3 separate regions of the Homo sapiens genome follow, and regions 2 and 3 are each linked to region 1. Evidence: chromatin loops called from intact Hi-C (ENCODE). Cell type or tissue: Calu3. All regions are shown on one strand. Links, peaks and the distances in the headings refer to the core of each region. The heading gives the core; the rest is flanking DNA.

Region 1 (10,341 bases), core at 1,016-9,015:
GAAGAGAATAGTAGAAGGTTCCTAGCCTGGGTGCTTAGGATAATGGAGGCTTTAATTATCTATTAGTAACTCCACTACCACTGCTCCCTAACAGTCAGAGATTTGGTTGACTTGGGACAAAGCTGAAAATATGGCCAAACAAAACTTGCTATGAGAGAGTGTGATACACTAGAAAAATTGTGGGCTTTGGAGTTGGACCGACTTGATTAAAATCCCAGCCTCACTACAAATTTTATATGCTTACTGAATATCGAGATTCTAAATAAAGAAAATAATGTCTCATTTCATGAATATAATGGTTAGTGATACAACAAATGTAGTACTAACACAAGTACCTGGCCCATTATAGGCTCTATATAAAGAGTAACAGTCAATCTTAGTAGTACTTTATTTGTTATAGTTTTCCTAATGTATTTATTTAAAAAGGAGGGAAAAGTTTAATTAAGCAGTAATAATTTGTTTAATGAGTTCAATTCAAAGTAAGAGAAAAGTATTGCTTCCGTTGTTTAGGTCAAAAGATCTTTGCAAATGTAGGTGTAACTACTAGTAGATATTTAGCTATAAAATATAGGTCTTATTGTTCACAGATACACTCTCCTGAAAAATGTAGTTTCATCATAACATCTGATTTTTAAATTCATGGTAAATACATTTTAATTAGGGTCCATTTCATCCTTACTTCTTGTTAGTTTTATATTGTCAGTAATTTATCAGTGTGTGTGTGGATTGGAGGGTATTAAAAAAATAAAATGTCTATTCTTTAGTAATGATGGAGATGGCAGTGGCAGGTAGAGTGCTATTTAGGTGTCAGGTTTAAGATATCTTTGACCCTGATATCATGGAAAACAAATTCAACAAACATCCATTGAGCTCCCAATGTGTTATAAACTTCAGGTGAAAAGAGGGTTTATTAACATGAGAAAGACTTGCCTTGTGCCCTGATGGAATATAAAATATTTTTTTTCTTGTATAGCCAAGTATAATACATGATCAGTGCTCTAATGAGCATTCTCATACAAGTAGAATAATGAATTCTGCTGGACAGGGAAAAGGGTAGGGAAATTTTCCAGACAAGATAGTACTTGAGCTAAGCCTTGCAGGTTGAGTAGGATTATTCTAGTGGAATTTAGGGAAACGATGTGCAAGGAGAATAGTCTCTTAGTTTGAATGAAAGGTAGAGGTCAATTAGTGGGATGCCAGAAAACTTGACAAGGTGAGAAAATCATTTTCTGTGACTTGCTATTTTACTAACCTGATTGATTTTGTTAATACCTAAAAAGAGAAATGATTCATGTTAATTATATTCACAGATACAAATAAGTAGCAAAAATATCAACTTATTATTTTACTATAAATACAGTTGGACCAGAAGACTCAAGCATAGCCTGTGGAATAGAAGGATACATTATTATAAGTAAATTAGTTGATTGGTAGCCATTTTCTGATTTTACCTGCAATCTGGATTAGATTCCCTATTCAACTCTCTCTTAGTACCCTATGCTGGCTAATCATCTTCATTTTCTATCCAGATTTAATTCTCATATACTACCTCATTACCCTGCTCAAGTTTATCAGAAACAAAGCAGTTTCATATAGTTAGAGCAGAAGATAGGTGAATTGGAAATAGTAAAAAAGATAACAGAAAACAACTCCACATAAAGAAAGAAAAATCATTCAAAAGAAGACATTTATGCAGCCAACAGACACATGAAAAAATGCTCATCATCACTGGTCATCAGAGAAATGCAAATCAAAACCACAATGAGATACCATCTCACACCAGTTAGAATGGCGATCATTAAAAAGTCAGGAAACAACAGATGCTGGAGAGGATGTGGAGAAATAGGAACATTTTTACAGTGTTGGTGGGAATGTAAACTAGTTCAACCATTGTGGAAGACAGTGTGGCAATTCCTCAAGGACCTAGAACTAGAAATACCATTTGATTCAGCCATCCCATTACTGGGTATATACCCAAAGGATTATAAATTGTGCTACTATAAAGGCACATGCACATGTATGTTTATTGTGGCACTATTCACAATAGCAAAAACTTGGAACCAACCCAAATGTCCATCAATGATAGACTGGATTAAGAAAATGTGACACATATACCCCACGGAATACTATGCAGCCATAAAAATGATGAGTTCATGTCCTTTGCAGGGACATGGATGAACCTGGAAACCATCATTCTGAACAAACTATCACAAGCACAGAAAACCAAACACCCCATGTTCTCACTCATAGGTGGTAATTGAACAATGAGAACACTTGGACACAGGGCGGGGAACATCACACACGGGGGCCTGTCGTGGGATGAGGGGCAGGGGGAGGGATAGCATCAGGAGAAATACCTAATGTAAATGACGAGTTAATGGGTGCAGTAAACCAGCATGGCACATGTATACCTATGTAACAAACCTGCACGTTGTGCACATGTACCCTAGAACTTAAAGTAAAATTAAAAAAAAGAAAGAAAGAAAAATCAATCATACAAACATCAGGGTTCCCCCTCCCAACCCCCTGGGGTTTTTGAGCCATGGCTTTTGACAAGTAGGTGTTCTTTGTTAGTTAATTTGGCCAGTTTTGGGGTTGTTCCTTTTGATTACTTATCTAGTTCTTAGCTTATTATTCTCTTTCTAAAATTTTAAAGATGTGGAAAATTACTAGCAAACTGCATGAAACTTATTAGCTGGAAATAGTGCAAATGGTAGAATTGGATTCAAAGAAGCTGCTATGATATTTCTCAGTTTCAGATGGGTCCCAGATGACTAATCTTTGTTGATGGACAAACCAAGTGGAGAGGGGTCTTCAGACATAATTGATCCTATAGACTGAAGCACGCTATGGAAGTCAGGGCCTATCTTACCTAAGGTGGAAGCAGAGGTTTTTGAAGTCAGTAGGTCAATGCTGAAAATATTTTTGGAGGAAATTGGGCAAAGTGAAGACGGCAAATCTGAACTTGTACTATCCACCTAGGGGTCTATGTGAACAGTGAGATCACAAGTAGTGAGCCAAAATAGATGAGATAAGGAGGCCATAGAACCACAAAATGGGTAAATGGGATTTGGTCTGCACTGATTCCAGAGAGGAAAAGACATACCTGCAGCAGCCTTTATTCATTATAAAGGTGGAGATAAATCAGCTTCATTTAGTAAGGCGGGAAAGAGACAAACTTCTCCCCGTATATATTAACCCTAACCATGACATATAATGACATTTTCTTTAAAAGCGTTTAAATAAATTTTTTATCTTTAATGCATGACACACTATTGGATATCATCTGGAAATATTGAGAGCTATAACTTTTTGTTATCAAAAAAGCACTAGAGCACTTTTTTTGTGCTCTATAAGCAAGCACTGTGAAGCTGCTTTTCCAGGGAGTCTTTTTTATCAGAGTCTTAGAACGAACATGCCCTGCAGTATAGATTCTTTCTTTCACCAGTTGTGTCTGGGGGAAAGAGATGAAAACTACCAGTGTGCTCTCTGCTCCTCTAATTAACATACACCTCCTTTCTAGAAATTCAGGGATTTCTTTGGAAAGAGAAATTTTTTTTTTTTTTTTTTTTTTTTTTTTTTTTTTTTTTTTTTTTTTTTTTTGAGACGGAGTCTCGCTCTGTGGCCCAGGCGGGAGTGCAATGGCGCAATCTTGGCTCACTGCAAGCTCTGCCTCCCGGGTTCACGCCATTCTCCTGCCTCAGCCTCCCAAGTAGCTGGGACTACAGGCGCCCGCCACCACACCCGGCTAATTTTTTGTATTTTTAGTAGAGACGGGGGTTTCACCGTGTTAGCCAGGATAGTCTCGATCTCCTGACCTCGTGATCCGCCCGCCTTGGCCTCCCAAAGTGCTGGGATTACAGGCGTGAGCCACCGTGCCCAGCCCGAAAAATGTTTATTATAAATCTATCCTTCCTAAAAAAGACATTACTGGCTTTTTTTTTTTTCAAAGAGAGATTTATAATATGCCAGGTTGAATTTAGGGGAAAAAAATAAAAACAAATAAGAGTTGAATGTTGGGCTACAGAAAGCAGATATTCCAGAAGATTTAGTGAAATTATATTCTTTGAAAATATTGTAAGAGAGTTAGGAGAGTGAGTTCAGTATTTAATTAAAGGCAAAAACAAGATCCTGTGTTTGAAAAACAAGATATACTAAATGAACATGTCAATCTTTAAAGACATGAATTGATTCTCATGGAATTTGGGTACATTTAAACAATGCACCTTCTTCATTACAGTGCTATAAGGTATTTGGATTTACACTGCAAATTTGGAATTCAACCTGATTTCATTTTCTTCCCTAAATCTCAACATATATATTACATTATTTGGTATGCCTTTAATCTTAAATTTACAAAGAAATTATTATCAACACAGGTGTTCTGAGTCTGGAGTGGAAATATTTAAACAGATTTGATTTTTAAAGTGGTCTGATACTCATTTTTTAAAAATGTACATTTTTATATTTGGGGTTTGTTATAAACTTTGCCTTTTTAAATAATGCAAAAATGCTCTAGGTTATTCACTGTCTTTTCAATTTTGTTCTCCTTTGGAAAAAAGGAGGAAGTAGTTACTACTTAAGGACAAGTAGCAATTTCAGACGCGCGCACGCACACACACACACACACACACACACATCACACACACAGAAATCCACAACAGCACTCATGGAATTTAGGACTGATTAATTTACATATTATTTAAGCATATTTTCTGACTTCAAACTCCTGGTTCTAATAACTAAGCATTTACATTTACAATATTAGCTTCTATGAGAAGAGAGCGTTCTCCCTCTTCCCCTTTAATTCCACCTTAAAACATCTGCAAAAGCGCAAGGAGACCAGCCCACATTTTAGCCCCTCCTACTCAGGATAAGACTTTCTCTAAGTCCGGAGCTGAAAAAGGATCCTGACTGAAAGCTAGAGGCATTGAGGAGCCTGAAGATTCTCAGGTAACTCTGGGAACTGTAAGCAATATATTTATTCTTCCTCTGCTCCACTTCTCTCTCCCACCCTCCTTAGCTTTTACTTGGTAGTTTACTTGGAAGGAAGAAAGGACGGAGGGGAAACCTCGCTGCTTTAAAAAGTCAGCATGTCCTCTGCCTTTTGAAGTGAAACACAGATTAGGGACCTCAATTTTCTTCAAACCCACGCAGATTTGCCTTCCTGGATCTAAATGCACTGTGGAGTCAAAGATTAAGGTGTTTCTTTGGGTTGGAATCCCAGAAAGTTAGCATTCAAAACGGCGGTGAGGTGGCGCTTATTAGCGTTCCACGTGATGACACCCAATGGTTACTGATCCCCAAACTTGAGCAGCAGCATGCTGTGCTGTTTGACAGCCCTAGCGATCTTTAGCGAGAGACTTTGTTGACTCACTTAACTTTTAATTTCTAAAAATTGGTCATTTTTGTTACTTATGGGACGCTTTCCTGGCTAGTCAATATTTTGCAGAATTATGCGAAAGAAAGAGGATTATTGAAAAATTAACTGTAAACGGACTGGTGTTCTGATGATCCACCCTTCCCCTAAGTTACTTGGCTTGCCAAGAGAAAAAAAAAATCTCAAAACTAGATACTAGAAAAGATTTGATCAAATTACATAGTTAAATTTTGAGTGTGGATATTTCAGTAATTTTGTTTCCAAAAAAAACAGAAAAAAAAGGTATTTGATTTTAAAGTATCAGTGGATGAATGTATCTGTCTCCTACAATTTATAATCATTTTAGTCTTAAAAATAAATTCACCTCCAAAACCAGAACAAGAAATACTCCTCATATGGGTTGATGATGTCAGCATTTATTCAGCTAAGGCAGATGGAGAGTATTAGAGGCGTACTGTCTGAATGGGTGTCAATTCTAAAGTTATATTTGCCAATATAATTTGAGTTCAAAGAAGATTTGTATTTTTGTTTCTCTTTGTTGTTTAAATTTAGAATTGTGGCTCAAGGGATATTTGTAGAGGACTGTAGTGAAACAAGCTCTGTTAAGAATTTTAAAGTTACATTCTACAGGTTCCTACACCTTGCCAATCAAGTTAGAGGTTGGGATAAGAAACAGGTATTTACTTCTTTCATTAGCTCCGGAAGAGTTAAATTTTAAATTAAGCAATAATTGTGAAATGCATAGAGAAGTGTTTAATGTGCATTTGCTCAAAGGAGTTTTACAAACTTCCCTTAGGGGAAGCATATTTTTTGAGATAAGACATTGCATCTTTTTAACATATTTTTAAAAAGTAAGTTATTCTGGCTGGGCGCAGTGGCTCATGCCCGTAATACCAGCACTTTGGGAGGCCGAGGCGGGTGGATCACTTGAGGGCAGGAGTTCGAGACCAGCCTGGCCAACGTGGTGAAACCCCATCTCTACTAAAAATAGAAAAACTAGCCGGACGTGGTGGCAGGTGCCTGTAATCCCAGCTACTTGGGAGGCTGAGGCATGAGAATCGCTTGAACCCAGGAGGTGGAGGTTGCAGTGAGCCAAGATCGCGCCATTGCACTCCTGCCTGAGCGAAAACAGCGAAGCTCTGTCTCAAAAAAAAAAAAAAAAAAAAAAAAGTAAGTTATTCTGAAGTGTTTTGCATTTTTGCATTTACATTTAATTAGGAAAAGAAAAATTATTAAATAGATTTTTAGCAACTGAAAATGTTCATTCCATAGAGGTTATTTGGCTTATGTTTTTAACCCATTATCTTTTCTAGTGCTGGTACTTAGAAAGCAGTCATAAAATCGAATCATCTACATATTAAAATTATGTTCCAGGAATAAAAAAGAGGAAGACAGAATTAGTTGTGGTTCCCATTCATCTTGTTTGCTTTTATTTACCATCAGTTTTTTCCTCCTTCTTGCTCCAGATTGTATAGCTTGCTTGCTTGCTTGCTTGCTTTCTTTCTTTCTTTCTTTCTTTCTTTCTTTCTTTCTTTCTTTCTTTCTTTCTTTCTTTCTTTTTCTTTCTTTCTTACTTTTTCTTTCTTTTCTTTTTCTTTCTTTTGTTTTTGTTCCATCAAAGACACTTTTATAATCTTGTGACAGGTATGGACCCCTCCCTAGAATAATGCACATTATGCCATTCCAACACACACAAATTTAAAAACACCTTTAAGAAGTTCACAAATCCCCAAAGACAATTCATATTACATGAAAATGCAGTATTTCTTAAAACTTTGGAGTTTTCTGATAATATAAAATGATTAATTATAAAATCATTTTACTTATAAGTAAGGAACTAACAGTGGATATTGTAGCACCCACATAGTCATTTATTCATTGGTATTCTAGAACTCCAAGCAACTTGGTATAATGGAAAAAACTGCTTGCCTGAAACCAGGTGACCTAGGTTCTAGACTCAACCCCAATAATAATTAACTGTACAATATTACGCTTGACATTTTTCTGTAACATCTGTTGCTTTTATTGCCGAATGCAGTAAGTGAAACATAATAAGAAAATCAGATGCAAGTTATTTTTTATTGGATTGTGGGGTGTCTATATTTACTACTTTTATTCCAAAATTCCTAATGACATTTCCCAGAATGATTAGTTTTTATAACACTATTGTTTATTATAAAGATAAATCACACTCACTGCTTAAAATTTCATTAAATATAGAAAATTGCAAGGAAGAAAAAGAAAATATTACCTATTATTTCCCCCAAGGTACTTTTAAAATGTAATTCAATCATTAATTCAATCAACAAATATCTATTGAGTACCCAGTATGCATCAGCAAAGAGACAGACAAGAAGTTCATGTATATACATGTTTATATGTCTAGATATGTTTCTATACATACATGTAGTTTTACAAAATTGTGATCACACTGTTCATGCTGTTTTGTAACATGCTTCTCCCTCATTCATGAGATGCATTGTTAAAACATGTTTTTTTTAATAATCATGCATTACTTTGTATTCACATATTTAACAAATATTATTAAGTCCCTACTGTGTGTAATGCAAGTAATGGCAATCTATCCATGAGCAAAAGAGTATGGTTCTTACTATATGAAATTTTTCATCTGTATATAGGCTGTACTGGCCAATTATATCTTGTTGGATATTTAGATAGATTAGTTTTCCACTATTATAAATAATTGTTGGATATTTAGATTTATAATAGTTTTCCACTATTATAAATAATATTTCATCTAGGACCTTTTTTATATATGTTAGTATACATTTTTGTTTATTTCCTTATGGTAGATTCTTAAAGTTTATTTTCTAGGTTCTAAAAAAAATTTTATTACTTACAAGTTGTGAGATGATAATCCAATTACTTTATCTCCTTAAAATGTTGTCTTCTCAATTGTAAAATAGAAATAATAATAGTTGGGTATTTTGAGGATTCTTTAAAATATTTAGCGAAATCTCATGGAATGCTAGTGATTATTTTTGACATTTTGCTCTTGAGGAATATGGTATTCATTTATGAGCAATATAAAAGAGTAGAGTTTTCTATGTCAATACTGGGTGCCATCATCAAACAGAGCAAATGACAACAAATCCAACAACTTGGATAATTGATATACGAAAATAGTATCTTGTTTAAATTTACATTTCTTTGTTGAACAAAGTTGAGCAATTTTCATAGTGGCCACTTATATGTCTATGTTTGTGAATTGTCTCTTTCAATGTGATTTAAAAAATTTTTCTCTTTCAATTTCAAATATGATAGATATTAACGGATATAACTTACATAATCATAGCACTTTTGGGGTCCTCAGTAATTTTGAAGAATATTAAGAGTCTTAACAATATAGATGAAATTTTGAACTGGAAGTAGAAATTCTATAAACAATGTTTTTCTCATTTTTGGAGGGTTATTTTTAGTGTTTCCTGAAACCTTTCCCTTAAAAATGGGTGAGAATACATAGAAAAATGAGAGCAAATTATTTTTTATTCTCATAGACTAATAGTTTACAAATGATGGGAAACCTGGAGGGTTCAGAGATGATGGCCAAAACCCAGCACCAGAGACATCCTGGCCTGAATCATGTAAAGAAGATATTGTTAGGACTAAGGGTGGCGTGATGACTGTTCAAGTTTTGTAAGGCTGGGTGCAGTGGCTTACACCTGTAATCCCAACACTTTGGCAGGCTTGAGCCCAAGAGTTTGAGACCAGCCTGGTCAACATAGTGAGATTAATTAAAATCTTATTAAAAATTTTGAAAAAATCAGCTGGATATGGTGGCATGCACCTGTAATCCAGCAATTTGGGAGGCTGAGGCAGGGGGATCATTTGAACACAGGAGTTTGAGGCTGCAGTGAGCTTTGACCACACACCGCACTCATGCCTGGGTGATAGAGCAAGATTTTGTTTCTTATTAAAAAGAAAAGTTTTGTGAGGAAAATAATATTATTGGTTGTGAACAACCAATTTAGAGAAAATGAATTTCAGTTCTGGCCAACTCTTTGTCTTCTACCCCTTGACTATTAGGGCAATAAATAGTTGGGGGAACCAAAAGGTTGGTTCTGGAGTTCTTTCCAAAGAAGACAGTAAATAGAGCAGAGGTTATTCTGGTCCTCTGATACCATTACCTGCCTGTTAATAAAGGATGCATTACATGTATTTGCTACTTTTGCTATGTGATTCTAAGTTTTTTGATTCTTTTTGTGATTCTTAGTGCAAATCTTACAACACACCTTGAAAATACAGTTTACCTTTCCTTATACAAAAAATGAAATAAGCATAAACAACTCAATGCTCACCATAAGCAGATTTGTAAAGCTACCCTACCAGTCTAATCACTTATTAAATGAATTCAAATGAGCTTAGAGAAACTCAGCAGACACCTGACGCTGAAAGTTATCAGTGTCAGAGTTTAGCCATCACTCTCCATTAAAGATAATAGACCAAATTGGCTCTCATTTTTCTTCCCACTCCTTTTTTGGCACATGCAGTTGTGAATCAACTGCTTCCTTTTCCCCAATCTTCCTCTTCATTTGCTTGACTTCTGGAGTCTTCAGGAAAAAAATCGGTATTTTAGGTAACAGTGTGCTTTGAATTAGTAAACAAATGTCATTAATATGTATTCTTCTACAGTACAGAAAACTCATGTATTTATGATACTCAGCTTATACTTGCTTAGGTTTTTGTTTTGTTATTTAATTTACAAGCTGTTTTCTCACTATCTAGTTTGAAAAAAAAATCAGAGGCCCAGTATTTTTTTATTTTCACAGGCTTTGTGGTTGATAAAGGGATTGGTTATGAACTTTGTTTATTTCCACAAAACTGTGTAAGTTAGCAGTACAGGTATGACTATCCACATTTTACAGATGTGAAAAAGAGCTATTGAAAAGTCAAACGTTTTTTTCTTTTTTTTAATGTCTGCCTTATGATTCCATTTTGAT
Region 2 (10,341 bases), core at 801-8,800, 150 kb after region 1:
TCAAGGAAAGAGAGAAAGAGGAAATGAGGGAAGGAGAGAAGGAAGAAAGAAGAAAGGAAAATCTGAAATGAGGCAGTCTTCACAAATGATGGAAGTAATGTATCTAAATTAAACTGATCTGCCTACATTTCATTTAGGGTCAGAATTCCATTTAAACCCACTAAAAACGGAAAAAGTATCTGTATTTTTCCACAATCACCTGATTTATTTGTTGAAACGAGGGCATGACCTGTTTTAGAATCTCCACATATTATTCACTTATAATGCTTAGGTTGGCCCACATCACAGCCAAATCAGTCCAAGCATTAGCTTTGTGGGCACCAATCCACAATGGCTGGTGAAGGAAAGTGCACAGCATTTAATGTAGTACTTCCAGTTTTATCTCTTGTACTAGTTTCCTGGAACTTCTGTAACAAATTACCCCAAACATGGTGACTTACAACAACAGAAATATATTCTCTCACAGTTTCGGAGGGCAGAAGTTGAAATTAAGGCATCAACAGGGATGTCCTCTCTCTAAAGCCTCCACAGTAGACTCCTTCCTTGCCTTTTCCAGCTTTTGGTGGTTCCAGGCATTGCTCGCCTTGTGGTTGCATCTCTCCAATCTCTGCCTTCATTTTTGTATGGCCTTTTCTTTTGTGTGCATGTCTTCTCTTGTATCTCATATAAGAATAATTGTCATTGAATTTAGGGCCCACCTACGTAATCCAAGATGATCTAATCTCAAAATCCTTAATTAAATTACATTTGCAAAGAGTCTTTCCCCAAATAAGGTCATATTCACAGGGCCGAGGGATTAGGAAATGGTATTTTATATGGAGCCACCATTCAACCCACTACACTCATATTGGTCACTCACATTGAGAATCAGATGTTTTGTGATGATATTACATTAAGTTGACATTAATTTCCCTTTACGTATTTTGTGAGTTTATGGTAACATCCCTGTGAATAACTAACCAGAATTAAAAAGTGCTCTGTAAACTCTATACAACATTAGATATAGAAAATTATTTTCATGCCTATTGCATTATAAAGCTCTTGAAGCCTAATACTAGCATGCCTTTTATTAAAAGTAAGAGAGACTATAACTGTAAAATAATTAATTCTAACTTGTAGTTTCTATCTGTTGTATTTTATATTACTTGCTTCAATAATTTTTTAAGATTCTGGAGGTTTACCTACATGCTTATATGCCATCCTTCTCCCTAATCTTCTCCCTAATCTTAAAAATAGGTTTTATGTAATGAGAAACATTGTAGAATAGAAAGCACATATTCTTGGTTTGCATAGAGACAAAAGAAATCTGACTTCCTCTAATGACAAGTCAATTTATTATTTTATGTATATATGTATGTGTGTTCGTATTTTAATAAATAAATGTGTTGTTTCATATATTTAAAATATATATTTATATTTTTTTACATGTAAATGAATGAAATGGCATATATATGCTATCATACTGTGTTTTGAATATATTTCTGTTATTTACAAATAACATTTATTTACAATATTCATTTCTATGGTATTTATTTGTCATTCCTCTCCTTCAAGTCTTCTTAGTGGTGTTTCAGTACTCAAAAATGAGGGCATCCAGCCTGGCCAATATGGTGAAACCCCTTCTCTACTAAAAATACAAAAATTAGCCAGGTGTGGTGGCACACACCTGTAGTCACAGCTACTCAGGAGGCTGAGGCAGGAGAATCGATTGAACCTGGGAGGCAGAGGTTGCAATGAGCCAAGATCAGGCCACAGCACTCCAGCCTGGGCAGCAGAGTGAGACTCTGTCAAACAAAACACCAAAATGAGCACAGACATCTTACGAAGTATCTCTTTGAAGGATACTGTCAAATTTTTATCCCACAGAAAGTCAGTTTAGTTAATACTATGTAAGTTTATCTTAAGTTAGTCTATGGAAGTGTGAAGTATCTGAGGTGTCAAACAATAACCAAAATGGATAGCTATCATAGAACACAATTCCGGCATATCGCTGTAATTTGTGGAGCAGCAATTTTTTTGTTCACTGAAATCTTTTAAAATACTTTCTAAAAACTATTGCACTTTACTCATAGTCTGTGTCATTGTTTCTCAGCTTTTACAGAGAGAAACCAGACATCAGAGAGGAAATGGTTTATCCATGCTATAATCACTGTATTTGCAATCATCTGTTTTTAATCTTTTCCACATCAGGATCACATAAGGAAAGGGAAAGTTTCCATCTCTTCCTGATTCTAGCGTGAAGTGAACCATCTAAAAATAGCCTCACTGTTACCTCATGTATTTCCCTTTTCATTTTACCCCAAAATCCACACATCACTGGTCATACCCTTGAGTCATGTTTGTAAACACTAGAAAGCTCTTTCTTTTCTTTGCCCTCACGCAATTGCTCCACAATGTGAACTTTTGGTTTATTTTGATGTTGAATAATCACGAGTGAATAATTGTGAACAGTGCTGGACAAGAAATAACAAGCTGATTAATTTAGCTGAATAGAGGGAAAAAAAGAAGAGATTGGTGATAAAAGCTTTCTCAAGTTTCAAACAAGAAATTATTTACATACATATGGGATTTTCAGTGAAATGTAATTGTATTTATCATAATAGTTTATGAAGCAAATGCTTTCATATACATTAAATCCTTTGTTCTCCTAGATTTTTATTCATAAGTGGTGTTGAGAGAGTTGATCAACATAAAATTCATGACATTCCAGAAGCAAAAAGAGCAGTGAAAGTTCAATGAAAAGTGTATTTTTCTCTGAATGTAAGCCTGTATGATAAAGTACTTGTTTTCTTCTAATGTAAACTACTGAGGTCTTTATACATTTTATCATTTAATCCTCTCAGCAATCCTATGAGAAAGGCGATGGTATTAGCTTTATTTTACAGAGGTAGAAAAATGAATTGCTGAGAAATAAGAAACAGATGAAATAGAGATGAGATGGGATTGGGAGCCTGCTATGTCAGGGATAGTGAATAATCTAGTCTGTGTTTGTTCGTTCCTCATTATCTCTGCGTTGCCTGTAGGGGAGTATCACTGTACACTGCAGCCACCAAAAATAATTTGTTTCTTGTTGAGCTGTGGTGTCTAATTAGTTTGTCTCAGGTCATCCAGCTAGCAAGTTTTAGGGTGTCTGTCTTAGAGCTGGGCCTTTCACGCTGCACAACCCAGGCCCACAATCGTGCAGCACCTTCCTGCCTTTATCATACTTTTCTATAATATCTATTTATCTTTTCTGTTGATTTATAAACTCCAAATCTTCAAGGACAGCCTATCTCTTATGCTTAGAACATAACTCACTGATAATTGTTGGCTGAATTAACAAATACTCTGAGGAAATTGTCCAGGTGTACTGCAAAGTCTCACCTTGTATTTTTTCCTGGCATTTATCACAGTTTTAAGCACAAAGGGTTATTTGATTGCTATCTCTCGCCCAACAGGCTATAAATCCCATAACAACAAAAACCATGAATGTTTTACTCACTGTTATGTCCCCACTTCTAACATGGAACCTAGTCGACCACTATTGATTGCTGTGGAATGGATCAACGAGATGACAAGAGTAGTTAAAAAGAACTTAAGATTCTAGTGACAGTATCCCCAAAACTTCCCCTTTCCAGGAATTTTCCTCTCTAATGTTCTTATCTCTCTTCCCTTTCTTTATCCTCTTTTGTTTTCCTTACTTTTTTCCTTCCATCTCTTTTCTTCTCTTTACTGGCATTTATTTATTAAACATTTGCATAGCACTTAATATGTAGTAAGCACTGTTTTAAGCACTGTAAAGTATTAATTTATTTAATTCTAATAGCAACCCTATGAGATAGGTATTATTTATATCATCCACATTTTAAATCTGAGATGGAAACATTGACTTAAGAAACATGTCCAAGGCCATGGAGCTTGCATTTGGACTCAGGCATCTGGTCCCAGAATCTGTGCTTCTCCCACTATGATATTCTGCTTCTTATTTATTCTGCTCTCCCTGAAGATGCACATAATGGAAATGAGGTCTCTTCACTGCATCTCTCCATATTGATTTATGTTCTCCAGTTTAAATTTAATTTTGGGGGTGCTTACCCCAGTGAGTTAGCCTGCTTTGGTGCAGAGACAAACCAACCTCGAATCTCCGTAGCTGACTGCGAACACGTATTTCTTGGCCACTTACATGCCAGCAGTCATAAATCACCCGTGGAGGCTCTGTTCTATTTCTCTTCTCATTCTGGCGGGAATGTATAACCAGCTTACCAGGAAGGGAGCTAATACATGGAAACCATCATACAATTTGCCACGACCATTAACTAAGCCCTTGGTACATCTGTACAGTCCTCTCTTGGCCGTTACATGTAATAGCAATGCTCTGAGGCCAAAGGTTCAACTTCTGTTCACAAAAAGAAGACAAAAAGCTGATTCAGAGTAACTCAAATATTTTTGTATACATAAAATGAATGAAGTTTTGGCTGGTACTTTTTAACACTTTGGTGGAGATGATACAGGTAAAAATCCAGTAACAGGATTCTTCTCTGCATCATCAGATTCCTTTTTTACTCCTAAGGGTTAAAAAAACTTTCACATGGTTATAAATTCTCTGAACCCATAATTTTTTTTCTCTAGCAGCTTCTTCAACATAATTTTGCTCAGTTCAGTTTATCAATAATTTTTCAAATGCCTGCTGTGGAGCTAGCCTTGTGCCAAGAATTAACATAACAATAGTGAGTTTGTTTTCAATTTCTTTGAAATTAATGAACTTCCTGAGAACAGGGTCGTGATTCATCCTAGCAAGGAGTACATTGCTGGCACACAGTAGACACCTAGTGAACACTGAATTATGGTCAGACCAACTGAATCAATGAAAACTGAAAATTTCCAAATTCATCTTTCCATCTTTCCCATAGGAACTTCTACTTGCAGAAAAGTGGGCTAAAATGAACAAGCTCCCCTTTCCAAAGATTGATCCTTATGTGTTTGATCGGGAAGGGCTGAAGGAGTGCTATGTCTTTAAACCCAAGAATCCTGATATGGAGAAAGATTGCCCAACCATCATCCACTTTGTTCTGGCCAACATCAACTTCAGAAAGTACAGGGCTCCAGGTAAGTAGGGAGTAAGCTGTATTCCATAAAATAGAAATTAAGTAGGGGACGAAACTGACATTAAACTGTTTCACTCTGTCACTGCTGTACCAGCTATTACACTATTGAATGCTTCCCTTACCTTGATAAATAGATACTATTCTGAGACCTCAAGTACTTCTCCTCTTTCTTACCCCAAGATCCCCTGACTTGCTCACAGTTCAGAAACTGCAAAGTCAACAACCAGTTTAGCAAAAATCTCTGGGACTTTACTTCAATACTTTGAATTATGTTTGTTCTGATTGATTTTTAATCAAATATTTTGACTATCACCCTTGTAAGAAAGCCCTTATTTCAGAAAAATCATGCAAATTTCTGGGAATTTTACGTGACTACAAGATTAACGTAATCTAGCAGTACACAATGGCTAGCAGTTTCAGTTTGCCATGTTGTATTTCACAGAAAACAAGAATCAAGTTTGAGGCATAGTCTTTTTTGTTTTGTTTTATTTTTTTAACCATATCCAGAGGGGTCTCTCGACTCTTGTGTATCCTGGAAAATGTTGATTAACCAAAGGAGATCTAAAGATTTACATGCAGGGTGCTTAAGGCTCCAAAAACCATATTTTAGGACCAGAAAATGTGTTTTCCATTTTATAAATGGAAAGACACAAAAAATAGGGAGGATGAGTAATGGGAATATGCTGAGAAAAATGGTGTTTTTCTAGATTTCTCAGGAAGACAAAGAAAGAATTGATAGGAGTGAAGATTATTGTGAAGCATATAGTTCAGCATAGGAGAAGGTGGAAATCTGACATTTTTAGTTATCAGACACTAGAGCACATGAAACCCAGTGAATTTTCTATCACTGTGAATTCTCAAGGAGAGGCTCACTGAGCAGTTGGCATGTGTAGGGGATTTCCATGGCATAAAGACAGCCACATAATGTTTTAGTTTGGGTTCTCCCAGAAACTAATTCTGAGAAAAGGACTCAAGTGCAAATAGTTTATTTAGATGAGCTGGGGAACACTCTAGTTTATTAGTAAGGAAATGGGGAAGTGGTAAAGGGAAGGAAGGCAGACAACAAAGTTGCATTAGCAAGCCGGCTACCACAATGGGAACTTGATCCGCTGGGAAAGACTACAAAATGGAATAGACCTGTGTCCCACAATCATGCTTCCCACACGCACACCAAAAGGCAGGGGAATGGAGTATTTAGATTCTAACTCCCTAGAGTCTTTGGTTGACCACTGCCTGGGGAACAGTGTTATTTAACAGAATTTCCAGCCTGCTGTGAGTGGGTCAAGCAGGCTTCTACAGTTGCAGGGCAGGATAGAAAGCCCTCCGGCACACAGATGTCAGATATTGGCAGTTGGATGTCATCTGGCCAGAACACACAGACACGATAAAAGTCAGAGATGCTACAGAGTACCTGGCTCTGTGGGGACTCCCACTGCTGTCTTTATGTCTGTATGTTTTATTCCTTGGGTTTTAGAGATATTTTGTAGTTTTCAAAATAACACCCTTTGTGACTCTTCTGGTATTTAGGTGTTCCAAGGGAAACTGAGGAAGAGAAAGAAATCGCTGACTTTGATATTTTTGATGACCCAGAATCACCATTTTCAACCTTCAATTTTCAATATCCAAATCAAGCATTCAAAAGACTACATGATCTTATGCACTTCAATACTCTGAACAACATTGATGTAAGTATCTCCTATGGCCATTGACTATGTCAAATGACTTCCATACCGTATAAATACACCAATACCTCTTTTCAATTAAAAATAAAAAAATAAGTGTTATGAATGACACCACCCAAAATATGCCACTTTACTTTTCATGAAATATTTTGCTAATCTTCAGAAGAACCCTACAAAACTGACAAATAAGGAAACTCATTTTATGCTATTATTTTATTGAATGATTGGTTAATACTCAGTTTCTTTCCCGAAGTATCTATGTATTTATTATATGATATAACAAATTATAAGTAAGGAAGAAAAGTGATGAAAAGGAAATATGAGTAAAGGAAATATGAGTATGAAAGTGAATGGAACCAGAAGTGTAGTTAATCTGCAAAAATATAACATGAATTTTAATAAATACATTTATGATTTTACATATTTTCTTTTTGTGAATTTGAGAGCAGCATCACAAAACGTAACAGCATTTCCTTTTTTTTTTTTTTTTTTTTTTGAGATGGAGTCTCGCTCTGTCGCCCAGGCTGGAGTGCAGTGGCGCAATGTCGGCTCACTGCAAGCTCCGCCTCCCAGGTTCACGCCATTCTCCTGCCTCAGCCTCCCGAGTAGCTGGGACTACAGGCGCCTGCCACCACGCCCGGCTAATTTTTTTGTGTTTGTAGTGAAGACGGGGTTTCACCGTGTTAGTCTCCATCTCCTGACCTCGTTACCCGCCCGCCTCGGCCTTCCTAAGTGCTGGGATTACAGGCGTGAGCCACCGCACCCGGCCAGCCTTTCCAATTTTTAGCCTTTGAGATGTCAAGTATGCTTTGCTTTAGAAACAAATCATTGTCTTCAGTATCAATCCTTCCTATCATTAGTGTATCTTCTGCTAAGATTCTGTGTCTAGGTGAAATTCTTTCATTTTTAACTTACCATATAGGAACACTATTCTGTAACTGAAATCATTGACTTGTGGTTCCAAATCATAGTGTCTGACAAATGATTATCAGTTGTAAAAGCTTAAGTTCAGTGGCCTAATTGGATTTTGTACATTAGAAAAACAGAAAAAAAGAAATTAAATGGAGAAGGAAAGGCATCATGTCTGATTTACCAGTCTTTTTGGTGACTGTGTAAATGGCGCAAAGGAATTCAGAATATGTGAATGAGTGTTCTGTTTATATGGGCTCTAATTAGATTTTGTGAGCTAATAGAACTCCACACATCTAGTTTGCTTGCTTGTTTCGTTTGGCCTGAGACTAGTAATATCAACTGTATGCAATCATCACAGTTGCACCATAATATATTTGTTAATTAATATCTTTAATTTTTGTAAATGTGTAAAATTTTCCCCAATAAGCCTTGATTCTTACAACTCTAAAATTCTTTTTTTCAGCCTTCATTTACAAATAGATGATAATTCATCTAAAAATGCTTATCAAAATATATAGCATATGTCATTTTCTCCATAGATTTGTTTCCTTTTTAGAAAAAATATTTCAAGCAGTGGACATCTGAAATCCACGTGATACATTATCTCTATGGTGATGGCAAAAATTGAAAGGTTAAGAGAAAAAATGATTAATCTCTGATTTGTAGGGAGTGAACATAAATTCTCAAAATAGAGTTAGTTGCATTTTATAAAACCTCATGCTACTAAAACAGAGGTAAGAATTAATATCACAGTCACCCTAGTTTTCCAGTATGAGCCAATAAACTCAAAACTACACATTCCTTGGGATGAATTGTATTAAATTTGATAAGTCTTTCTCAAATGGAAAAAACAGATTGTAGGAATATACAAATACCATGTTGGACTTGGGAGTAGATATACATATGTGTATCTTAACCAAATACATTTGTCTTGCTGTTCTAGTTTATATAAAGTCTGCTAAACAATTTGCAATAAGGAATGATACAGTTTTATTTATATATTTTACAAACATTCTTCAAAGTAGTTTGTTTGACACATAGATGTAAAAGTTAGTGCCTGAACAAAAATAGACTGAATCCCAGAACAACTGTCCCGACCTATACACCTCATCAAATGTTGATTCTTCAGAAACCATTAATTTAGCAGTTTTAAAAATATGTTTTCACTTTTTATTGTTATAAAATATACAAAATATAAAATTTATCATTTTAACCATTTTTAAGTGTACAGTTTAGTGGCATTAAGTACATTGCATTATCGTGCAACCAACCCCACCATCTATCTCCAGAACATTTTACATCCTCCCAAACTAAAACTCTGTAACCATTAACTAGTAAGTCCCCATTTCCCCTGCATTTTTAGTAACAATACCATCAGGTTTTTATAAGAAGATTGATAAATTCATTAAAAAATAATATGAAAGTGAAAAGGACCAAAGTAGGCTAACTCATCTTGAAGAAAGAAAGCGAAGTTAGAAGACTTACTTTACCAAATAGAAAGACAGCAAGATAACATTAAGAAAACATGACATTGTCCAAGGACAGACAGTAGCACTAAATAAAATCGTCCTTGAATAAATTGTGACTATCTGTAATAAAAAAAGTGATCAGATGATTATTCACAAAGGAAAAAATTAAATGTACCTCTTTCACATTATCAACAAAGCCAATATCAGATAGACTGTAGATCTGAGTATAAAAGTAAACAAAGCTTCTAGAATACAACACAGGGGAGTATCTTTATGACTTTGACCCTGGGAAATATTCTTTAAACTTGACGCTAAAAGCATTAGCCATAAAGGGCAATCTTTCCTGTATCTCCAAGTCCTTTAGTTCTGAGAATTAAGCAGTTTTTAATTGCTTCTGCTACAGTTTCTGGCACAGCATGTACAGACAAGGTCATGGGCGTTATATCATCTTTAAATCTCTTACATGTGACTTTGAATAAGCTGCTTAAACTTTTTGAGCCTCCACTTCCTCGTCTCTGAAACAGGTGTGGTAGGATCTATAATAATTGTAGTAGTGAATGTTTAATTGGGTGATGCATGATTACAGAAGCTGCTCAATAAATGAGAACCTTACCTATACATGTCCTTATCTTGTACCCCTGAAGGTCCATGGGGATTACACCCAAAGACCTTTGCAAATGCCTCAGGTTAACAACATAGACAAGTTTGTACAGGTAATGCCAGCTTAGGCAGTCAGTATATATTTTCTGAATGAACAAATGAAGGTAGGCTTTTTCCTGAATTATATGAACATTGAGACTCATGTTCAAGTAACTCCTCTTTGTGTGTGTGTGCGTGTGTGTGTGTGTGTGTGTTTCATAAACAGATAAAATTTTCAGTTTTCACTGACATTTTATCTTGCCTTAGTGACTCCCTTCTTCTCCACTTTAAGAAAACACATTTTTGGGGCCGGGCGCCGTGGTTCACGCCTATAATCCCAGCACTTTGGGAGGCTGAGGCGGGCAGATCACCAGGTCAGGAGATCAAGACCATCCCGGCTAACACGGTGAAACCCCGTCTCTACTAAAAATACAAAAAAGCAAAATTAGCTGGGCGTGGTGGCAGGTGCCTGTAGTCCCAGCTACTAGGGAGGCTGAGGCAGGAGAATGGTGTGAACCAGGGAGGTGGAGCTTGCAGTGAGCCAAGATCGCACCA
Region 3 (10,341 bases), core at 965-8,964, 85 kb after region 1:
CCTGTCTCTACTAAAAATACAAAATTAGCCAGGTGTATTGGTGCGTGCCTGTAATCCCAGCTACTTGGGAGGCCGAGGCAGGAGAATCGCTGGAACCCAGGAGGCGGAGGTTGTGGTGAGCTGAGATTGTGCCATTGCACTCCAGCCTGGGCAACAGGAGCGAAACTCCGTCTCAAAAAAAAAAAAAAAAAAAAAGTTAACTCACTGTCTTACTCTTTTCCCCCGTTACATGATTTCCAAAATCATATTTAATAATTGTATAACCCAATACTTTTATATACAGTTCAACAACCGTTTCTTTAAATGATCTTTAAAAAGTTTTTGGTTACTTCCCTTAAGATAGGTTTCCAGAAGTAGAATTATTAGGCCAAAAGGAATCTATGTTCTAATTATTTTTGAACATTCCATATTGCTAATATGCCAAATTTGAATACTGCTTAATTGCTTTTTAACAAACTTATATTCCCAAAATGGATGCATGAGAATATTAGTGTTATTTTTCCTTTCTAGGACTAGAAAATAAGTATTTAAAATATTTTAATATCAATTATTTTAATAACAGTATCATTTAAATTCACTAGTGAAATTAAACTTTTTTGTTATTAATTCTGCTTTCTCTTTTGTGAGGTACCTATATTTGTCCTTTGGGAAGTAGTAATTAAACTATTATTTGTAATGGTCAAATATAGCCATAAAGAACATAGCTCAGAGGCTTGGTCTCTTTCTGTATTTTACAAGGAAAAAATATACTGAACTAACAGAAATGAGATTTAAAATTGATTTACAATTAAGGTAAGGATTTTTATGAATGGTAAAGAGACAAATATTTTATTGGTGATAATTCTTGACTTCTGCTTTTTGGATTTATTCACACTCCAACATAGGCTGACAGATTTTTAAAAAGTATTTTTAAATTCAGTAGTTGGTATTTAGACTTCAGTATTAAGATATGTCTTATATGTTGCATGGTGAAAGTACATCACATGTTTACTCTGTGATCCTAACCTCTCAGGGCATTAGTTTTCTAATTTATAAAGCTGCAATATATAATAATATATTGTATAATAATATGTAGTGATACTCCCATCGTTCTTGCAATGATTCATACGTAATACCTAATGTGACTTCTGGCATAGTGTAGAGAAATTGCTACTGCCTTCATTAGCAAGATAAAGTATATATAATTTAAGGGTTCTAAAGTCCTCTAGTGGTAAACTCATTTATGGTTATCTCAAGTTCTGTGATTAGAAGTTCCTTTCTTTGTTAGAGGGGGGCATCCATTAGACAAGGCAATTAATTAAGACAATATTTCTGCAAGTATGTTCCTCAGAATGCTGGCTCTTTGGGATGTTAGAAAGTAATTATGATGGTGGAATAGTGAAGGGTGGAGAGATAAGGGAAGGAATTCTTGGTCAAGTAAGTTTGGGATATCCTGTGCCAAACAAATATAAACAGGGTTCTTTACTGAAGCCCTTCCAAGTCTTTGTTATAATATTCAACTTATCAGAGGCTGTTTGTTTGCTCGTTTATTTTATCTAAAGCATTGGAAAGTCCTTTTTCTCTGAAAACATGCTGTGGAAAATGCTGCTTTAAGATAGCCATCATTTTATCCTCTTATTTTAGGTCCCTTCTTAGGAAATGGCTTGAGGGAAGCAGTCAGCATATATCAGTGTAGCTCCTAGGGACCTGGAAAAGCTACCTGGATGGAAAACCAGACCACTGGGAGCACTGGCTCATGACTTTATCTGTTTGGTATTACAGCTCATGCCCAGACCTACGATTTAGTATGGCTCTGTGTGATCAGGAGAAGACTTTCAGACAACAGAGAAAAGAACACATAAGGGAGAGCATGAAGAAACTCTTGGGTCCAAAGAATAGTGAAGGATTGCATTCTGCACGTGATGTGAGTTGGAAATTTTTCAAGTGTTACTATACTTTAATAATAATTTAGCTTGGACAATTTCCCCAATAATTTTACCCAAATATGGCAATATTGAGATTGAGCATTATTCCTTTAGTTTTTTAAGGTAAGGTAAGTGATTTGTAAATGAAAACTCTTTGAGGAAGGTCATCACAAATGGTGCCCTAGCTGGTAATATTTATCAGCTATAGTTTTTAGTTTTATTTTTACTTTATATTTTAGAGCAGTGTTAAGTTCACAATAAAATTGAGCCAAAAGCACAGAGAGTTCCAATATGCTTCTTCTCCCTGCACAACCTCCCAAGTTTAGTCAGGTTCTCCAGAGAAACAGAACCAAAAGATATACACAGTAGATATGAGGAGATTTATTATGAAGTTTGGCTCACATGATTATGGAGGCCAAGCAGTCCCACGATATGCTTTCTGCAAGCTGAAGAACCAGGAAAGCCCGTGGTGCAATTTAGTCCAAGACAAAGGTGCACCAGTGGAGTAACTCCCAGTCAGAGGCTGGGCAGTTGGAGGGGGAGGTGGGAGTCTTGAAGTCTGAAAGTAGGAGAACCCGGAGCAACAATGTCTAAAGGCAGGAGAAAAGGGATGTCTCAGTTCAAGGACAGAGAGACAATTGCCCACCTTCCACCTTTCTGTTCTCCTCAGGCCCTCCAAGGATGGAATGATGTGCGCACCCATTGGCAAGGGTGGGTCTTTACTCAGTGTGCTGATTCACTTGTTTTTCTTTGGAAAACACCCTCATTAGCACCCCCAGAAAGAATGTTTTTCTAGTGATCTGAGTATCCTTTAGTCTGGTCAGGCTAATAAAGAAAATTAACCATTATACTCCCTAACTATCAACATCCCACACCAGAGTGGTACATTTGTTACAATCAGTGAACCCACATTGACACATCATTATCATCCAAGTCCATAGTTTACGCTAGGCTCACTGTTGGTGGTCTACATTTTATGGGGTTTGGACAAATGTGTAATGACATGCATCCACCATTATAGTATCATACACAGTAGTTCACTGTCCTAGAAATCCTCTGTGCTCCACCTATCATCTCTCCTCCCTACCCCTGCACCACTGATACTTTTACTGTCTCCATAGCTTTGCCTTTTGTTAGTTTGCCTAATGTAGTATAGTTGGAATCATACAGTATGTAGCCTTTCCAGATAGGCTTCTTTCACTTAGTAATACGAATATAAGTTTCCTCCATGTCTTTTCATGGTTTGGATAGCACATTTCATTTTAGTACTAAATAATATTCCATTGTCTGGATGTACCACATTTTATTTACTTATTCATATATATGTATATTTATATATACATATATATACATATATATGTATATATATACATAAGTATATATATATGTATACTTATATATATATGTATATATATATATACATATATATGTATCTAATATAAGTGTATGTATGTATTTGTATATAATATATATATAAGGCATACTTACGCATAAAGGAGTGTTGATTTTATCAATAGGAAAAGTTTAGCCTCAAATATAAAAGGATTAAAATTACTTAATTTAAATGTAGGCTAAAATTAAACTGTGGAAATCATCATTATCGAACAAGAAGAAAATGCCATAAATCTTGTTAATGATAATGGAATTAATAAATGCAGGCAAATGTGATGGGGAGAAAAAAGAAAATATTCCAAATTCTTTATATTTTGTAGTAGAGTTAAACAATATTTAAAATTGACCAAATTGAAGGATCGTACTTTCAATATTTGTTTATAATATATTTGTATTCTATATTTCTCTATAATTAGGATTATAAAAATCATTAAGTTGAAGAAATGATTTATAATCCTAATTATGGAGAAATACTGGAATATAAATATAAACAAATATTGAAAGTAAAATCCTTCAATTATAGTTTTTTTCTTTCCTTAAATTCCAGTAAAATGTAATATCCTTTATTACTCAATCATATATCTTAAAATCTACTTTTTGGCTATCTATCCATTCATTTATTTCATCTATGTATCCATCAATCACCTATCTAATCTGCTTATCTATTTCTCTCTTTATATATCTGTCCATCTTTCTATCTGAAATCTACAAAGATTAATTGCCACAATGATGCTCATCAAATGATAATGAAGTTTCTTGTTAGTGACGTATCAGGTAATTATTTACTTATTTATTTAGTTGAGCTTTCTTGTTAATTGAATATGTCAAATGAATATAATTTATTTTCATAAAAATAATATTTTAAATACATAAGTAAACATATATGTGCATAGTCTTGTACACTCTTGAATTATTTCTCGTAGGAATTAATTTCATTAAGTTTTTCATAAAATAATTTCATAAATAAATTAATTTCTTGGAATTCATTCTTGTAGGAATTTGAGATTATTGCAAATTAAGGGCAGGATACAGTTGGAAATGAGACATAAATTCTGAGTAAGGGAGCCAAATGATCACCCCTGTCCCACATGTGGTTGCAGATTTGCAAATATGTTTTAGGTGGGGGTAGGGTTCAAAAGCCAACCTACTGATGCTATAGTGACTTGTGTTGTTATGGGAGCAGACTCTAAGATGAGATGCTGCTTAAGGGGAATTTTTGCTTAAAGGAAACTAAGGAAACCTTCATTAAAGTTTATTTTAAAAAGAGAGGCTTCTCTTCAATCCTGCATCTTTTGTTTTGTTTTGTTTTTTTGTGTTTTTTTTTTGAGACAGGGTTTTGCTTTGTTGCCCAGGCAGGAGTGCAGTAGCACAATCATAGCTCACTGCATCATCAAACTCCTGGGCTTAAGTGATCCTCTTGCCTCAGTCTCCTAAGTAGCCAGGACTATGCGTGCATGCCACTACACCCAGAAAATTTATATATATATGTTTTTTTCTTTCTAGAGATGGGGATCTTGCTATATTGCCCAGGTTGGTCTCAAACTCCTGAGCTCAAGCAACACTTCCACCTCTGCCTGCCAAAGTGCTAGTGTAGCAGGACAAGCCACAGACAAAAACCCCTCAGACACCGAGTTAAAGAAGGAAGGGGTTTGTTTGGCCGGGAGCATCGGCAAGACTCCTGTCTCAAGAGCCGAGCTCCCTGAGTGAGTAATTCCTATCCCTTTTAAGGGCTCACAACTCTAAGGGGGTCAGCTTGAGAGGGTCGTGATCATTTGAGCAAGCAGGGGGTACATGACTGGGGGCTGCATGCACCAGTAATTAGAACAGAACAGAATAGGACAGGGATTTTCACAGTGCTTTTCTATGCAATATCTGTAATCTATAGATAACATAACTGATTAGGTCAGGGGTTGATGTTTAACTACCAGGCCCAGGGTGTGGTGCTGGGCTGTCTGCTTGTGGATTTCATTTCTGCCTTTTAGTTTTTACTTCTTCTTTCTTTGGAGGTAGAAATTGGGCATAAGACAATATGAGGGGTGGTCTCCTCCCTTATATCCTCCCCATTTGAGACTCTCACTCAATAGTGGGAGTTCTCACTTTCATTTTTACTACCCATGTCTTCTTGCAAGACGGATCAATAGTGATTCATATAGTACACTTGTGCTGAAGCATTTTGGTGAACTAAAGTAGCGATGAAGCTTTTTATCATTTGAAGAAGTACAGGTAGCAAACAAGGGAGCAGTAAGCAGGTTCCTATTACTATTATAACTCTTATTATAAGAGTTTTAAATCCTCCTAGTGCTGGGAACCATTTTCCAAACATGGCCCCAGGATCAAATCCATGCCACACTTGCACGGGCATGTGTGCCAGTTTTGTCATATCTCTAACTATGTCTTCAACTACTTGCCCTTGATCATCTATGTGTAGACAGCAATTAGTAAGGTTAAATTTCCCACAGACCCCTCCTTCAGCTGCTAGCAAGTAGTCAAGGGCCAATCTATTTTGACAGATAGCATTTCTCATCTGAGTTTCTTGCCGGGCCAGAATAGTCAAGGCTCTGCCGGTTTTATTAGTGATTATTTCTAAGACAGCTTGTAACTGTATGATTCGGTTGATCATGTAAATGGGGGTCCAGTATCCCCACGAGCCAACTTGTGCCCAAGTAGCAGGCCCATAATATTGTATGATTCTCTCAGGGGGCCATTCATTATCTTTCTAATTTTTTATAGCTATGCTTCTCTTTTCACGGAAAGCATAGACAGGGAAGCCCAGGAATTTGCCTGTTTTTATGGGCAGTAGGAAGAAAGATGGTTTAATAGTTTCAATAACACAACTACCTGCCCACTGGTAGTTGTATTATTGGAAGCTGTATGCCCACATATCCAGTATAATGCCGTGGGGGCTGTCCAGTCCCAGTGGGACTCCGGGTGGGTCCACACGATTTGCAGCTTTGGAAATTTACTAAATGGATTCCTCTCTGTGTGATTTGAGCTCCACCAAGTGACTGTTTTTGTGGTACCATTATACAGTTTCTGTCCCAGACAACTAAGTCATCCTACGGGGTGAGTGAATTTTTTTCCTTCTCTAGCTATGCAATATTGTCCAGTAATTGAGGGTTTTAGGACCCAGAAATTATCAGGGTAATTCTTTTGAGCCAGGAATTCATCAGGAACTGGGTCTACAGGTACTAATTCTCGGGCTTTCCATGGCCATTGATATCCTGTTACGGTTCCTCCACAGACATAACATGAAGTGACATTGAGAGGCTGGGCTACACACTCGGCTAGTTGCAAAAACAAATTTCTTGTTTTTCCTGGAATTTCTGGTACTGGCACATTTAGTTCATCATAGAAAGTTTGAAACACTGGCTCAGGAGAGCGTTCGTAAACTTCTCCTCCTCGAACCAAGATATTTACTCGAGGATCCAGTCTGGCCCTGTCGATTCCTAAGGTCACACGCTCCCCTTTTTTCCAGTGAGGATTAAGGGGATTGGTTATCACTAGCTCTAAGGGGTTACATTGTCCCTTAGTACAGGAAGGGTCATTCTTTCCTTTCTGAAGGTGGACTGGATCCTTTTCATTTTTTTATCCAAGTGGCCCAAATGACACAAGACCAGTATCCACATTCATTTCCACACAGTCCTAATTCATGACAAATGTACTTATTTTTGGTCATATAGCCTTTTTCCCAACTAAAATGGCCACATCCCCTTCCTAGCTTATTGCTATTAATGATAGCACAGGCATCAAATTTCAAGATTATGCGTTTGGGCACCCCTTTTTCTTCTGTTCTGGCTAATACTTTACTTGTATCATTTATGAGTCCCCACCAGTCTTCAGTCCTTAATCTTATTTCAAAAACAGTGGACATGGGAGGCTCAGAGGGGTCATAACACACATCTGGTCTGTCGTTTCCTGGGCTACATACCTGTACTGAGTGTCATTATATAAACATGTTCCTTTTAAAGTTCCTAGGCATTCATAGTAACTATAGAACAGAATAATTGTTTTAACTTGTTGCCCTACCTCGGTAACCTGATGTATACACTGAGAGCAGTCCTCCATGCAGGGAAAATCAGTGGAAGTGTCTACTATACAAGTCCAAATTATAAGGAAAATGAATCCCATGATAATTTTCCTCATGCTTCGGCTGTGCATAGACCAGTCAGCTTCTGGGTGTGACTGGAGCAGGGCTTGTCGTCCTCCTCAGAGTCACTTTGCAGGGGTTGTCCGGGCTCGGTTTTGCCTTCCAGGTTTCAGCGGCTGCAGGTTTCACACGGCTGTGGTGGATCCAGGGTGGGATTCCTTCTACCTTTACAGCTGTGGGGGTGTTCAGGATGATGGTCTGAGGTCCTTTCCACCGTGGCCGCAAAGGGGCTACATTCCAGTCCTTGATTCATACGCGATCACCTGGAGAGAAAGGGTGAACTGGGGAGAATAAGCTGATGGGACACCTCTCATTTACCCAAGTTGAGATTGTTTGTGTAATTTTTCCTAAAGCCTGTAGCTGTCGCTGTAATTCAATTCACCTAACTCTTGGGAAGTGCCTGGAAGCTCTCCTAGTATAGGAGGAGGCCTATGATACAGTATTTCTTAAGGGGAGTATCCTGTTTTCTTAGAAGGAGTGCATCTAATTTTAAACAATACCATAGGAAGGGCCTGTATCCACTTTAATCCTGTTTCCTGACATACTTTCCCTAAACTATTTTTGATAGTCCGATTCATTCGCTCCACCTTTCCGGAACTCTGAGGTCAGTAGGCGGTATGTAGCTTCCAAGTGATTCCTAATGCCTTTGCTGTCTTCCGTACCAAGTGAGCCACAAATGCCGGCCCGTTATCTGAGCTGATTCATAAGGGCAGTCCAAACCTAGGAATAAGATCTTGGAGAAGCACATGGGTTACCTTGTAGGGCTTTTCAGTTCGTGTTGGATAAGCCTCCACCCACCCAGAGTAAGTACACGTAAGAACCAGCAAATACTTGTTACCTCCACATTTTGGCATTTCTGTGAAATCCACCTGAAGATCCTCAAAAGGAGCTGCTCCATAAGCTTGTATGTGGGGCGAAACAGTGGGGCTTTGCCTCGCATTGTGCTGTCGGCATGTAATGCACAGTTGTGCTACTGCTTTGGCAAAGGCTGGCAAGTGTGAGACGTAGAAGTACCGGCCTAACAATTCTTCAAGTGACTCTTGCCCTAGGTGAGTGGTTTCGTGCATGGCCAATACGACTGTGGCTCCCAGCAACTGCAGCACAGCTACCCTCCCATCTGGCAGTCTGATTCATCCTCCTTTTATTACTTGCCCCCTGTCTGGGTGGAAGAAGTCTTTTTCTTCCTTAGAATAGGTATGTACCAGGTCAGGTGTTTGAGGGAGTAAGGGGGCTGCTATCGATGCCCAGTAAGGGGTAGATGCTGCTTTTTGAGCTTCTGAATCAGGTCGAGAGTTTCTTAAGGCCACTGAGGTGGAGGCTCGCTGGTGTCCCCTGCAGTGCATGACTGCCACCTTCTGAGGTTTCCACACTGCCTCTAATAATTGTAGAATTTACTGTTGATATTTTATGTCCTTTCCCCCAGAGTTTAACAGGCCCTTTTCCTTATATAATGCTCCATGCACTTGGAGGGTTAGAGAGGCATATCCAGAGTCAGTGTAGATGTTTACAGTCTTACCTTCACTGAGTTCTACAGCCCGAGTTAAAGCAATGAGCTCAGCCTTCTGGGCTGAAGTGCCCTGTAGCCACAGTTTGGCTTTAATGACAGCATCCAAAGTTACCACCGCATATCCTGCACATCTTTCTCCTTGTGAGTTGATGAAGCTGCTCCCGTCCATGTATAACTCCCAGTCTACTGATGATGCCCATGGCTGGTCCCGAAGGTCAGGTCTGCTAGAATAGACTGAGTCCAACACCTCTACACAGTTATGCTCGCCCGGGCTCTCTGATACTGGGAGCAGGGTGGTGGGATTTAGGGTGTTACAGACTTCAATAGTTATGTGGGGATTTTCACATGGCAAGCTTTGGTACTTGGTTAATCTAGCATTTGTTAGCCAATGATGTCCTTCGGTAGTCATCAAAGTTACCACAGCATGGGGGGCCTTTATATTCAGGTTTTGCCCAAGGGTTAGTTTATCTGCTTCTTGTGCTAACAGGGCTGTTGCTGCCAGGGTCCTTAGACATAGTGGCCAGCCTTTGGAAACCCATCTAGTTGTTTTGAGAGATAGGCCACTGGCCTTGGCCAGGGCCCCACAGTCTGGGTTAAAACTCCAACTGCCATTTTTTCTCTTTCTGACACATAGAGTGTAAAGGGCTTTGTCAAATCTGGTAGTCCTAGGGCTGGGGCCGACATAAGTTTTTCCTTTAACTTACAAAAGGCTTGCTGTTGTAGAGGCCCCCATTCAAAAGGCTCCCAATCGCCCCTCTTTGTAACCCCGTACAAAGGTTTGGCTAAAACTGCAAAGTTTGGAATCCATAATCTGCAAAACCCCACAGCTCCTAGGAATTCCCCTACTTGCCTTCTGGTTCCAGGTTCCGGTAGGCTACAGATGACCTGCTTTCTTTCTGACCCCAGGCTGCGCTCCCCTTTCCGAATAGTGAATCCCAGGTAGCGTACCTGCTGTCTGCAGATATGAGCTTTCTTCTTGGACATCTTATACCTACAGTCCTCCAGGTGCTGAAGCAGGACATCCATCCCTTTTGCACACTCGACTGCCGTGGAGTGTCCCAGCAGAAGGTCGTCCACGTACAGGAGCAAGATGCAGCCTAGGTCTTTGGCAGGAAATTTTTGTAGGTCTCAAGCCACGGCCTCCCTGAACATAGTAGGGGAGTTCTTGAACCCTTGGGGAAGCCGGGTCCAAGTGTACTGAGTAGTGACACCTGACTGCGGATCTTCCCACTGAAAGGCAAACAGCTTCTGGCTCTCAGGAGCTAGTCTGATGCTAAAGAAGGCATCTTTTAAGTCCAGACAGGTAAACCAGCTGTCCTCAGCCAGCAGCAGCCCTAACAATGTGTAAGGGTTAGGAACTGTTGGGTGCAAAGTCACTGTAGCTTGGTTGA

What was found. A loop is a pair of places that touch in the nucleus more often than their neighbours do. Peaks named below come from ENCODE experiments on the same cell type or tissue, not always from the same donor. Only the 100,000 strongest peaks of a DNase experiment are listed, where the experiment ranks them.
Region 2: a loop joins it to region 1, with 2.4 times the contacts of the local background. A loop is called at or near these places in 8 of 110 quality-filtered maps.
Region 3: a loop joins it to region 1, with 2.8 times the contacts of the local background. A loop is called at or near these places in 3 of 110 quality-filtered maps.

Annotation. Positions count from the first base shown.
Region 1 is chr1:186,824,083-186,834,423 of GRCh38, forward strand. PLA2G4A (phospholipase A2 group IVA) reads left to right here and starts at 4,867. Exons shown (of 18, transcript NM_024420.3): 1 at 4,867-4,953. In Calu3, for the core only: no CTCF peak of the experiment used is centred there; DNase peaks (open chromatin) are centred at 4,849 and 5,209.
Region 2 is chr1:186,972,704-186,983,044 of GRCh38, forward strand. PLA2G4A (phospholipase A2 group IVA) reads left to right here. Exons shown (of 18, transcript NM_024420.3): 16 at 4,890-5,085; 17 at 6,612-6,769. Among named protein-coding and RNA genes, the nearest start is that of LINC01036, 110 kb to the right of the region's middle. In Calu3, for the core only: no CTCF peak of the experiment used is centred there; no DNase peak of the experiment used is centred there.
Region 3 is chr1:186,909,487-186,919,827 of GRCh38, forward strand. It overlaps PLA2G4A (phospholipase A2 group IVA), which reads left to right. Exons shown (of 18, transcript NM_024420.3): 7 at 1,762-1,903. Among named protein-coding and RNA genes, the nearest start is that of PLA2G4A, 86 kb to the left of the region's middle. In Calu3, for the core only: CTCF peaks have their summits at 7,536 and 7,813; a DNase peak (open chromatin) is centred at 5,211.